Regions from separate parts of the Homo sapiens genome. Here region 1 is linked to region 2. A link is an interaction called in ENCODE POLR2A ChIA-PET data of the cell type or tissue named here. Cell type or tissue: GM12878. All regions are shown on one strand. Links, peaks and the distances in the headings refer to the core of each region. The heading gives the core; the rest is flanking DNA. Region 1 overlaps SAR1B (secretion associated Ras related GTPase 1B). Region 2 overlaps C5orf24 (chromosome 5 open reading frame 24).

Evidence for each region. Peaks named below come from ENCODE experiments on the same cell type or tissue, not always from the same donor. Only the 100,000 strongest peaks of a DNase experiment are listed, where the experiment ranks them.
Region 1: POLR2A ChIA-PET joins it to region 2 with 9 read pairs; 4 of 35 experiments call an interaction of 5 or more read pairs at or near these places.

What each region holds. Positions count from the first base shown.
Region 1 is chr5:134,601,147-134,606,530 of GRCh38, forward strand. It overlaps SAR1B (secretion associated Ras related GTPase 1B), which reads right to left. Exons shown (of 7, transcript NM_016103.4): 7 at 3-5,384. Among named protein-coding and RNA genes, the nearest start is that of SAR1B, 29 kb to the right of the region's middle. In GM12878, for the core only: no CTCF peak of the experiment used is centred there; DNase peaks (open chromatin) are centred at 2,136 and 3,883; H3K27ac peaks cover 1,932 bases.
Region 2 is chr5:134,849,927-134,855,310 of GRCh38, forward strand. It overlaps C5orf24 (chromosome 5 open reading frame 24), which reads left to right. Exons shown (of 2, transcript NM_001135586.1): 2 at 4,972-5,384. The coding sequence starts at 4,975. Among named protein-coding and RNA genes, the nearest start is that of C5orf24, 6.7 kb to the left of the region's middle. In GM12878, for the core only: a CTCF peak has its summit at 1,609 (motif pointing left); no DNase peak of the experiment used is centred there.

The DNA.
Region 1 (5,384 bases), core at 86-5,085, 250 kb before region 2:
AGTTCTTCAAGACCAGATTAGTATTTTATTTTTCCCTTCCTAACACTCAAATTCATGGCAGGTGAAAAGATAATAGAACATAATCAAACTAACATATAAACACAATTCAAAAACGTTTAACCATCTATTATAGCTCTTTGTTGTAAAACACACAAAGTTAAACAGAAACATCTTTATATAAATTATCCTTAATAATCTGTATACACTGTAAAACAATTGAAAATTCACACCAAGATCCTAGTGCAAGCAGTGGTGTACAAAAGTGCAAACAAGGTTAGTGATTAACAACTTACCATCAATATACCACTTCAACATACTTTACATTCAGCCAAATACTGAAGGTTTCACCATGGAAAAACACTTTTATCACTTTTAAAGTAACTTGACTATGTTCACCCTGAGTGCTCTTGCCTCAGTATGGCAACTGATTATGAGTTCAGGTTAAGAGCAACACCAGGGAATACAGAAACCCACGTTAAGTTGGCCATTCTGACATGAATCTATACTTGAAAATGAAAACAATCCCAAAGAAAACCTGTATGTCAAAAACAGAACTGTTCCTGCCTTTCACCCCAAAATATTTAAAACTAAATCTAAGCCACTTTTAAAATGCATGCTGGCCGGGCGCAGTGGTTCACGCCTATAATCTAGCACTTTGGGAGGCTGAGGCAGGTGGATCACGTGAGGTCAGAAGTTCGACAAGCCTGGACAACATGGTGAAACCCTGTCTCTACTAACAATACAAATATTAGCCAGCTGTGGTGGCGCACGCCTGTAATCCAAGCTACTTGGAAGGTTGAGGCAGGAGAATCACTTGAAGCTGGGAGGTGGAGGTTGCAGTGAGTGGAGATCACACCACTGCACTCCAGCCTGGGTGACAAAGCAAGACTCCATCTCAAACAAACAAACAAAAAAGTATGCTGAAGAAGAATCCATCTACTCCAGTGCAGCTTTTCCAAAAATAGTTCTGTGTAAACTCAGTTTTCTATTTCTGCCCTAAAATCTATTTGGGGCAGGGGACACACCTGAAACAAAGTTGGCTTTGGATAACTTCGCTTACTTTCCTTTGAATACTTTGGATTCTGTTTAAAAGTATGATGAAAGCCGTGAACAACAATTAGTGCCATTAAATATATTAGCTATTTAATGCTCTAAATTATAAGGACAAAAATTAATTGGTTCAGAACTGCCTCTTTAATAGACTCTGTGGCTTCCCTTGACACTGGAGGATCTTTAAAATCCAGGTGTTGGGTGGGGATTTGTGAGGGGGAATGGTAACAGGGTTCAGAAGTGGAAACACGGTTTTAACAAAATTCCAGTCACTTTATACAGAGGCAGAGTCACATATCCCAAGAGCTGGTTCTTCTTTTATTTGGTTAAAAAGCACTAACTTGAATTTCAAAAGAAGGATAATAATGGAAATGACCGGAAGCTTCAACATGTAGTTTTAGGCTGGGCACAGTGGCTCATGTGTATAATCCCAGCACTTTGGGAGGCCGAGGCGAGTGGATCACTTAAGATCAGGAGCTCGAGACCAGCCTGGCCAAATAATGAAACCCTGTCTCTACTAAAAATACAAAAATTAACTGGGCATGGTGTGGTGCACCTGTAATCCCAGCTACTCGGGATGGTGAGGCACGAGAATCGCTTGAACCTGGGAAGCAGAGGTTGCAGTGAGCCAAGATCGCACCACTGCACTCCAGCCTGGGCAACAGAGTGAGACTTCATCTCAAAAAAAAAAGAAAAGAAAAGAAAAAACAAACATGCAGTTTTGATAATTTAGTCCTTAATTGAAGCACACTGTTTTTCTAAACTCTTATATTTATAGCAAAGCCTCTGGCTTTTAATGTAGGCTATATTTTATTCACTATTAATTTTGCATTAAGAAACTTATGTTTGCTAATTTCTATTTTTTCATTGTTTCTTGAAGATTTTTTAATGCTTCAACTTTTTACATATGTTTAAAATGATTTAAACAATATGCTCCAAATTAAATGAACAGAAGGAATTTTGAGAGATTTCCCCTTATGTAGCTATTCTCAGTGCACTCTGGTCAAATTTTACTTGGCAATAAATCCTTGCAAACGTCAGTCATGTAAGTGACTAACAAGACTGAAATACCACATTGAGTCACATACCAAATACAGTTTCAGAAAATGTAAACCTTTCCCCTGAAACTCTCCAATCATGTTAACTAGAACTATACTGTTTCTAATGATGGAACCTGTGAAATGCTGGGTTTTGAATGTAGTTAATAAAATAATTTTCTAGAATGCAAGAAACACTATTATCACAGTTATCACCCTATTTTAATGATTTACAAGTAGTTTATGCGCTTTCCATCACTATAAAGTATGGGCCAGTTGAAAATTGGCCGGGCATGGCGGCTCACGCCTGTAATCCCAGCACTTTGGGAGGCTGAGGTGGGCAGATCACGAGGTCAGGAGTTCGAGACCAGCCTGGCCAACATAGTGAAACCCCATCTCTACTAAAAATACAAAAATTAGCCGGGCATGGTGGTGCGCGCCTGTAGTCCCAGCTACTCAGGAGGCTGAGGCAGGAGAATCACTTGAACCCCGGAGGTGGAGGTTGCAGTAAGCAGAGATTGTGCCACTGCACTCTAGCCTGGGCAACAAAGCAAGACTCCATCTCAAAAAAAACAAAAAACAAAAAAACAAAAAACAAAAACAAAAGATGAGCCGGTTGAAAACTAAGAAAGAAACAACGTTCTGCTTTTATGCTATAAACCACAAAAAATTTGTATATGGATCCAGGTACACAAAACTAAAATTTAGGTCTGCACAGGCAGTATCTGTGTTCATATATCTTTGGCACTCATACAAAGATACTGGTTTAAACCAACAGTGAATAATTTTTTTTCATATACTTTAGGAAATGTCTGTTCTCCAATTAAAAAATGCTATAATCTCCATTCTAAAAATTCACTGAGATAAACTGAAATCTATCAATTTAACCAGCTGTGATCCAAAAGTGTAATTAACGGCAGTCAGTGAAACAGGTATGGGATCTCTTTAAAAGTGTAAAAGTGGGTTGAGACCTTATATTTTTACATTTCAGACTTTAGATTTTAAAAAATCTTTTGGACAGTGCCTGATTTGTATGTATACCACAGTGTTAACTACGCCCTAGCATCTTGCAGTGTGGGACACACAATTAGCCTATGTCCCCAGTACTAGTATTTACCTGGGAAATACTCCATGGATGCACACATTCACACAGGCACATGCAGAGTTGTCTTTCCTCTGTGCTTCTACTGTTTCTTGCCATCCTCTTAATTTGGTTCTCTTGAAAAAGAGCAGTACCCAGTGCATATACTCTGGAGAGGTTCTCAAAGCTGGACAGTAAGTCCTCTGGCTCAGGAACTCTGCCCCCTAAAGCTGGGAGGAAAGCTGGTTGCTCCTAAACATGGCTTCCTTTCTAGAGGCTCGGGCCATAAAAATCTTATGTCTTTGGGAAAATATCCACAGTTTAGCTGTGGTCCACAAAGTGACTTTGTTTCTTTGATCCTAGTGTTACAATTAGAATGAGGGTTCTGGAGCAAGATATATTACACCAGAAAGCATTTTTCCTGGCTAGAGAAACCAGTATGTTTTTTTTTCATTTATACCCATTTACAACACAAATAATTAGCTTCTTCAGTATCATAATAGATACTCTAGGAAATACTTGAAGAAAGGCAGGTCCCTGAAGGTACAGATAACATGAACAAGAGGCAGTTATTTTTAATAAGGCTTAGTTCTATTTAGTCAGAACTTAAGGAGTACTTTAAACCTATCTGGAAGAAGAAATCAATAGGCTGCAATGTCATGTTCTACTTTTCCCATAGTGTTACTGAGGTTTCCAGGAAGGGAGGGAGCACTTTTGTTTTCATTTAGAAAGAAGATGAAAGTGAAAACAGAATAGTCAGATTACTGAAACCAAATGTCATCTTAAGAAGCGACCTTGTCAGCTTAGCTAAATAGTAATTCCTTCCAGTCATATTCCTCAATCCTTATCTGCTTCATAGGTTATATTATCAATGACAAAAAGGACTGTAACTCTGACATGGACAATGGCTACAGAAAACACTAATTTTTGATATTAAAATTATTCTTGATGGAATTGGTTAAATATACTATAAAACTTGGCTTATAATCAGGATAAATCTTAAACTTGAGGGTCTTTAAAAATACATTTTTGGCACTTACCTTTCATCTTATATTACTAATGATGGGAATCTCAAACATATAAAAAAAGAATTCAGTTTCTTAGGAAATTATAATGCTTTTGAAAAACTAAAATTTTCTTAGTAAGCCTAGCAATGAGGCTTGCAGGCCCTATCACATGGCAAGCATAATATCTAAAAACAAAAGTCAGGTCAGGCATGGTAGCTCACGCCTATAATCCCAGAACTTTGGGAGGCCAAGGCGGGCAGATCACTTGAGGTCAGGAGTTTGAGACCAGCCTGGACAACATGGTGAAACCCCGTCTCTAAAACAAAATGAAACAGAGCAAAAAAAAAAAAAAAAAAAAAGCCCAACAAACAAAAAGTCTTTGTTGTATGGAGTAAGAACTACCTGAGAGCAAATAAGAAAAAAGAAAATTGGAAACAAGCACTTGTTTTCTTCTACCAGGATATAAAATATGCCAAAGAATACAAAAGAGCTATAGGATAGGAACAAAATCTCCACATATCTCAGACTGACACAGAACAAGCTGTTTTATTCCTCAGATATACATGTCTCTACAATGAAACTGCACACAAGGTCCTACTTATTGCTTGCCCCAGAGAGTACTGTTAAATGTACAGAGACTGGGAATATATCTAAATGTGGAGACACTGGTGCCTGTCATTGCTTTTGGGGAAGAGGCACAGATTACCCCATTGGGCACCAATAAGACTGGAGCACTTCAGAATTAGACAGCTGGGATGGAACTATAGAGCCTACCAAACTGAGAATCAACCTTGTGTACCATAAATGTGCTTTTCTTCAGAAGGCCAATCCCACAGGGACTAGGACACAGACCCCATCAGCAATGGTAGTGGCTGCATTACTAATAAAAATACACATGATTCAGGGATACATGGTATCAGGTGCAACTGACCACAACCATCTCATGGTAAATACCTAAGCCTTGAGAGCCTTAAACGCTATTCTAAATATTCTGAAGGAATCTCCTTTCCCAACAACCACTTCATATGCCTAATATTAAATACTCAAATTTTCAGAGTATACTAGCTAGATAAGACACATTTAAATGAAACATTTGCCCAACAAGGATGCCAAACATTAGAGTTTGTTTTATTGCATGACGTTTGCATAAGAAAAAAAGTTATTGAAAACTGTAAGGCATCATGCAATCATTGAATAAGCTAATTATTA
Region 2 (5,384 bases), core at 77-5,076:
GGAGTACAGGCGTGAGCTACCACACCTGGCTAAGTCAGTGTCTCATTATCTTTCCATTGGAATAAATAGCTTTACTCTTGTCAATTTGTGCTTAGAATAGTGTTTTGCATGGAGTTGGCCCTCAATAAATGTGAGTTATGTCAGAACTAAATTTACATAATACAAACTAAAGGCATAAATTCTGGACAATATTGAAGGAATGAAGAAATGGAGATATGTGGTTTTTTGTTTGTTTTCTTTGAGATGGAGTTTGCTCTTGTTGCCCAGGCTGGAGTGCAGTGGCATGATCTCGGCTCACTGCAACCTCCTCCTCCCAGGTTCAAGCGATTCTCCTGCCTCAGCGTCCTGAGTAGCTGGGATTACAGGCATGTACCACCACGCCCAACTAAATTTTATTTTTAGTAGAGATGGGGTTTCTCCATGTTGGTCAGGCTGGTCTCAAACTCCCGACCTCAGGTGATCCACCCGCCTTGGCCTCCCAAAGTGCTGGGATTACAGGCGTGAACCACCATGGCTGGCCAAGATGCATGCTTTTTAAAAATTGCAAGTGTTTTTTTTTTTTTGAGTTGGAGTTTCGCTCTTGTCTCCCAGGCTGGAGTGCAATGTTGCGATCTTGGCTCATTGCAACCTCCACCTTCTGGGTTCAAGCGACACTCCTGCCTCAGCCTCCCGAGTAGCTGGGATTACAGGCGTGCACCACTACACCAGGCTAATTTTTTTTTGTATTTTTAGTAGAGACGGGGTTTTACCATTTTGGCCAGGCTAGTCTCAAACTCCTGACCTCAGGTGATCTGCCTGCCTCAGCCTCCTGAAGTGCTGGGATTAGAGGCATGAGTCACCATGCCCAGCCGCACGACTAATTTTTTAATGGTATGTTTTTTTCAGTGTGGATTGATATCTGAGTCAAGGATAGTGGCATTTTGCCTCTAAAAGCCTAACATAATGTAAGCTGAGACTGTATATCCTGAGTTCTCTGATAGATTATGAATGTTCATATATATATATATATATACACACACACACACACACTACACACACATACATATTTTATACATACAGAAATACATATATTTATTTATTTATTTATTTATTTATTTATTTATTTATTTTTGTTACCCTCCTGGTAAGTCACAGAACTTTTTTTTTTCCCCCACAAAATTTTTGTAAATTTTTGTATTTTTAGTAGAAACAGGGTTTTGCCATTTTGGCCAAGCTGGTCTTGAACTCCTGACCTTAGGTGATTTTCCCGCCTTGGCCTCTCACAGTGCTGGGATTGTAGGCGTGAGCCATCGTGGCCATCCTGGTTGTCTTTACTAATTCTGGCATTTGCTTTTCTTCCATTTGGAAACCAAATCTATTTGACTTTGCAGTAAGAAAGAATTTGTGGATATTTGGTGAGGAAGAGGCTAAAAAGGTGAATAAAAACTTAAGTGAGAATATTTTAAGTTGGGTCTGTGTTTTCATTTTAGTATAATCAAGTGATTTCATGGTGAAGGGTGGATTCCCCGCCCCCCACCCCCCAGGGAACATTTGGCAATGTCTGGAGAAATTTTTCATTGTCAAATATTTAGGGGAAGGGAGAGAGGTGTTGCTACTGACATCTAGTGGGTAGAGGCCAGGGATGCTGCTAAACATTGTACAATGCAGTGGACAAACCACAACAAAATTATCTGACCCAAATGACAGTGCTGCTATTGAAAAACCATGGTATGCTACATTGTAAATTGTTGGTTCTGAAGTTGAATCATCAAAAGTCATATTTGGCTAACCATTTCCTAATGTGTGACCCTGGCAGAATGCTTAAAGTCTGTAAAATAATATTGTATGTTCCTTATAGGCTTGTACTGAGGATTAAATCAGATAATGTGCAAAGAACCAAGCTTATTGCCTGGCACATAACAAAATCCTAAAAAATTGCTAACTTTCAGCCAATACTATGTTTGGAACTCATCTTGAGAGTCTCCTTTTTTCTCATCTGAAATTAGAATTTGAGCTAGTGAAATGATAATTAATAATCTAGTCCTTTTTGTTTTGAGACGGAGTCTTGCTTGTCACTCAGGCTGGAGTGCAGTGGCACGATCTCAGCTCACTGCAACCTCTGCCTCCCGGGTTCAACCAATTCTCCTGCCTCAGCCTCCTGAGTAGCTGGGACTACAGGCACGTGCCATCACGCCCAGCTAATTTTTTGTATTTTTAGTAGAGACGGTGTTTCACTGTGTTAGCCAGGATGGTCTCAATCTCCTGACTTTGTGATCCGCCTGCCTCGGCCTCCCAAAGTGCTGGGATCACAGGCGTGAGCCACCGCGCCTGGCCAATAATCTAGTTCTTGTATCTGTGGGGAATGAGTGAAAAAATTATTCCACTTAATATTTGTGTTTAGCCCAGTCTTGTTTTATGTTCTCAAGTCTAAAAAGCTTTTGCCATAAACAAGTAGCTTCTCACTGTAGATATTTTTCCATCAAATTGAGACTTTAAGCCAGCTTGCCAATTGCTCTGTTGATTCTCAGCAAATGTTTCATAATTTAACAGAATTTGATTCTGTGACTTCATGCTCATTTCCTTTTGCCTTTACAAACTAAAGTAAGTTTACAGTGGTTTTCGCTAACCTTATTACCTGTTTGCAGCCTCTAGGAGTAACTGTTTTCATAACTGAGGTTTTGGTGCACTCTCACATGTATGAAGGGTGCACACAAATATCTCCTAACAACTTGAGGCTGGACCTTAATATACATTTGTGACTCTTTATAAATCCGAATTGGAACCCATATCTTTATCTCTTTTACCTCATCACAACATAATACTGTAGTCTCTATAAAACTGTCATTTCCAGCCAGGCACGGTGGCTCACGCCTATAATCCCAGCACTTTGGGAGGCCAAGGAAGGCGGATCACCTGAGGTTGGGAGTTCAAGACCAGCCTGACCAACATGGAGAAACCTCATTTCTATTAAAAATACAGTCCGGGCACGGTGGCTCACACCTGTAATCCCAGCACTCTGGGAGGCCGAGGCAGGCAGATCACGAGGTCAGGAGATCAAGACCATCCTGGCTAACACGGTGAAACCCCATCTCTACTAAAAATACAAAATATTCGCCGGGCGTGGTGGCGGGTGCCTGTAGTCCCAGCTACTTGGGAGGCTGAGGCAGGAGAATGGCGTGAACCCGGGAGGCAGAGGTTGCAGTGAGCTGAGATCGCGCTACTGCACTCCAGCCTGGGTGACAGAGCAAGACTCAGTCTCAAAAAAAAATAAAAAATAAAATGAAAATACAAAATAAAAATAAAAAATTAGCCAGGCGTGGTGGCACATGCCTGTAATCCCAGCTACTCGGGAGGCTGAGGCAGGAGAATCGCTTGAACCCAGGAGGCGGAGGTTGCGGTGAGCCAAGATTGTGCCATTGCACTCCAACCTGGGCAACAAGTGCGAAACTCCACCTAAAAAAAAAAAAAAAAAAAACCTGTCATTTCCTCTGTCTAAATGATATGGCTATTTAGAGCTAGTTTGTTGTGGTAGTGGTTTTAATAAGTCCTTTATATAAAAAAAAAAAATCACAGGGATGTCCTTACAGACAAAATAGAGACTTTGGACCTTCTTCTTCTTCTTCTTTTTTTTTTTTTTTTTTTTTTTCTATTTCAAGAGCAGGAATCTTGCTATGCTGCCCAGGCTTGTTTCAAACTCCTGGGCTCAAGTGATCCTCCCACCTCAGCCTCCCTTATAGCTGATGCCACCATGCCTGGCTGGACTGTTCTTTAATAAGTCACAGGGCTTGTGGTGTAAGGGAAGATGATCCACACTGTATTTATGATCAAGGGAGAAAGCAATGTTGTACATTCAACTTTTTGTCTTGATAAATACACCTTACAAATAGGAGGTATTGGCTGGGTGCGGTGGCTCACGCCTGTAATCCCAACACTGTGGAAGGCCGAGGCGGGCAGATCACGAGGTCAGGAGTTCGAGACCAGCCTGACCAACATGGTGAAACCCTGTCTCTACAAAAGTACAAAAATTAGCCGAACATGGTGGCAGGCACCTGTAGTCCCAGCTATTCAGGAGGCTGAGGCAGGAGAATCACTTGAACCCAGGAGGCGGAAGTTGCAGTGAGCTGAGATCGAGTCACTGCACTCCAGCCTGGGTGACAGAGCAAGACTCCATCTCAAAAATTTTTTTAAAAAAGGAGATACTTTATTATGGTTGTTATCCATATTTTTGTAGTATAAGTCTTAAGCATTTGTATAATGTTCACTCATTTTAGCTAATGGAAACCTTTGTTTACCTTTTGTATTGGTACTGCCTTCTGTTGGAATGGAGGATGTTTGAAGGGAGTCAGTACCTTGGGCCAAGAGATTGTATTCTTTACACTTGATCTTAGCCAAAAGGCCAAGAAGCAGTAGAGATTGTGTTCATTGCTTGGCACATGCTGTCTTTTGTGAAGTGTAACATATACTCAGGGTTCTGTATAAATAATAAATTACAATAACGATGGAGTGTCCATCTTGTGGAAACTGTTGTCAGGCCAGAAGTATGCATGTGAGAAATACAATAAAAGGCCAACAGGAGGCATTCTAAGAACATCAGGCAAACTGAAAAAAAGAATTGTGTTAATAAGAGTTCTTGGCTTTACTATTATTCTTTTGAGGTTTAGTAATCTAGAAGAGAAAAGCCCACAGAATAGAACATTTGTTTTTGACTTACACACTTTTCTGGTTCCTAATTGGAGAGCATTATAGCTATGAAATCAGTATTATAATAGAGTTATCTTGTATGATGTTTGTCCCATGATTAAATTGAGAAGAAGTGTCCTTGAATCTGCTGATGTGTGTTTGTTTATAAGTGGTCTGGAGTCCTGCCTGTTAGCCTAATTTTATGTAGCCTGCATAGTTGTTGGAAGACAGACTGTTTTCTCACTGAATGCTGCATACAGGTATGTATTTGTGTGTGTGTATTTATATATATTTGTCTTTTATTTTTGGTAGAAAATGATGCATCCTGTTGCCAGCAGTAATCCAGCTTTCTGTGGGCCTGGCAAGCCTTCCTGCCTCAATGAAGATGCCATGAGAGCTGCTGATCAGTTTGACATATATTCCTCCCAGCAAAGCAAATACAGCCACACAGTCAACCACAAACCAATGGTTTGTCAGAGGCAAGACCCATTAAATGAAACACACTTGCAGACTACAAGTGGCAGAAGCATAGAAATAAAAGATGAACTAAAGAAAAAGAAGAATCTCAACCGATCTGGTAAGCGTGGCCGGCCTTCGGGAACCACCAAATCAGCAGGATACCGGACCAGCACAGGCAGACCCCTGGGAACCACCAAAGCAGCTGGATTTAAGACAAGTCCAGGCAGACCTTTGGGGACAACTAAAGCTGCGGGATACAAAGTCAG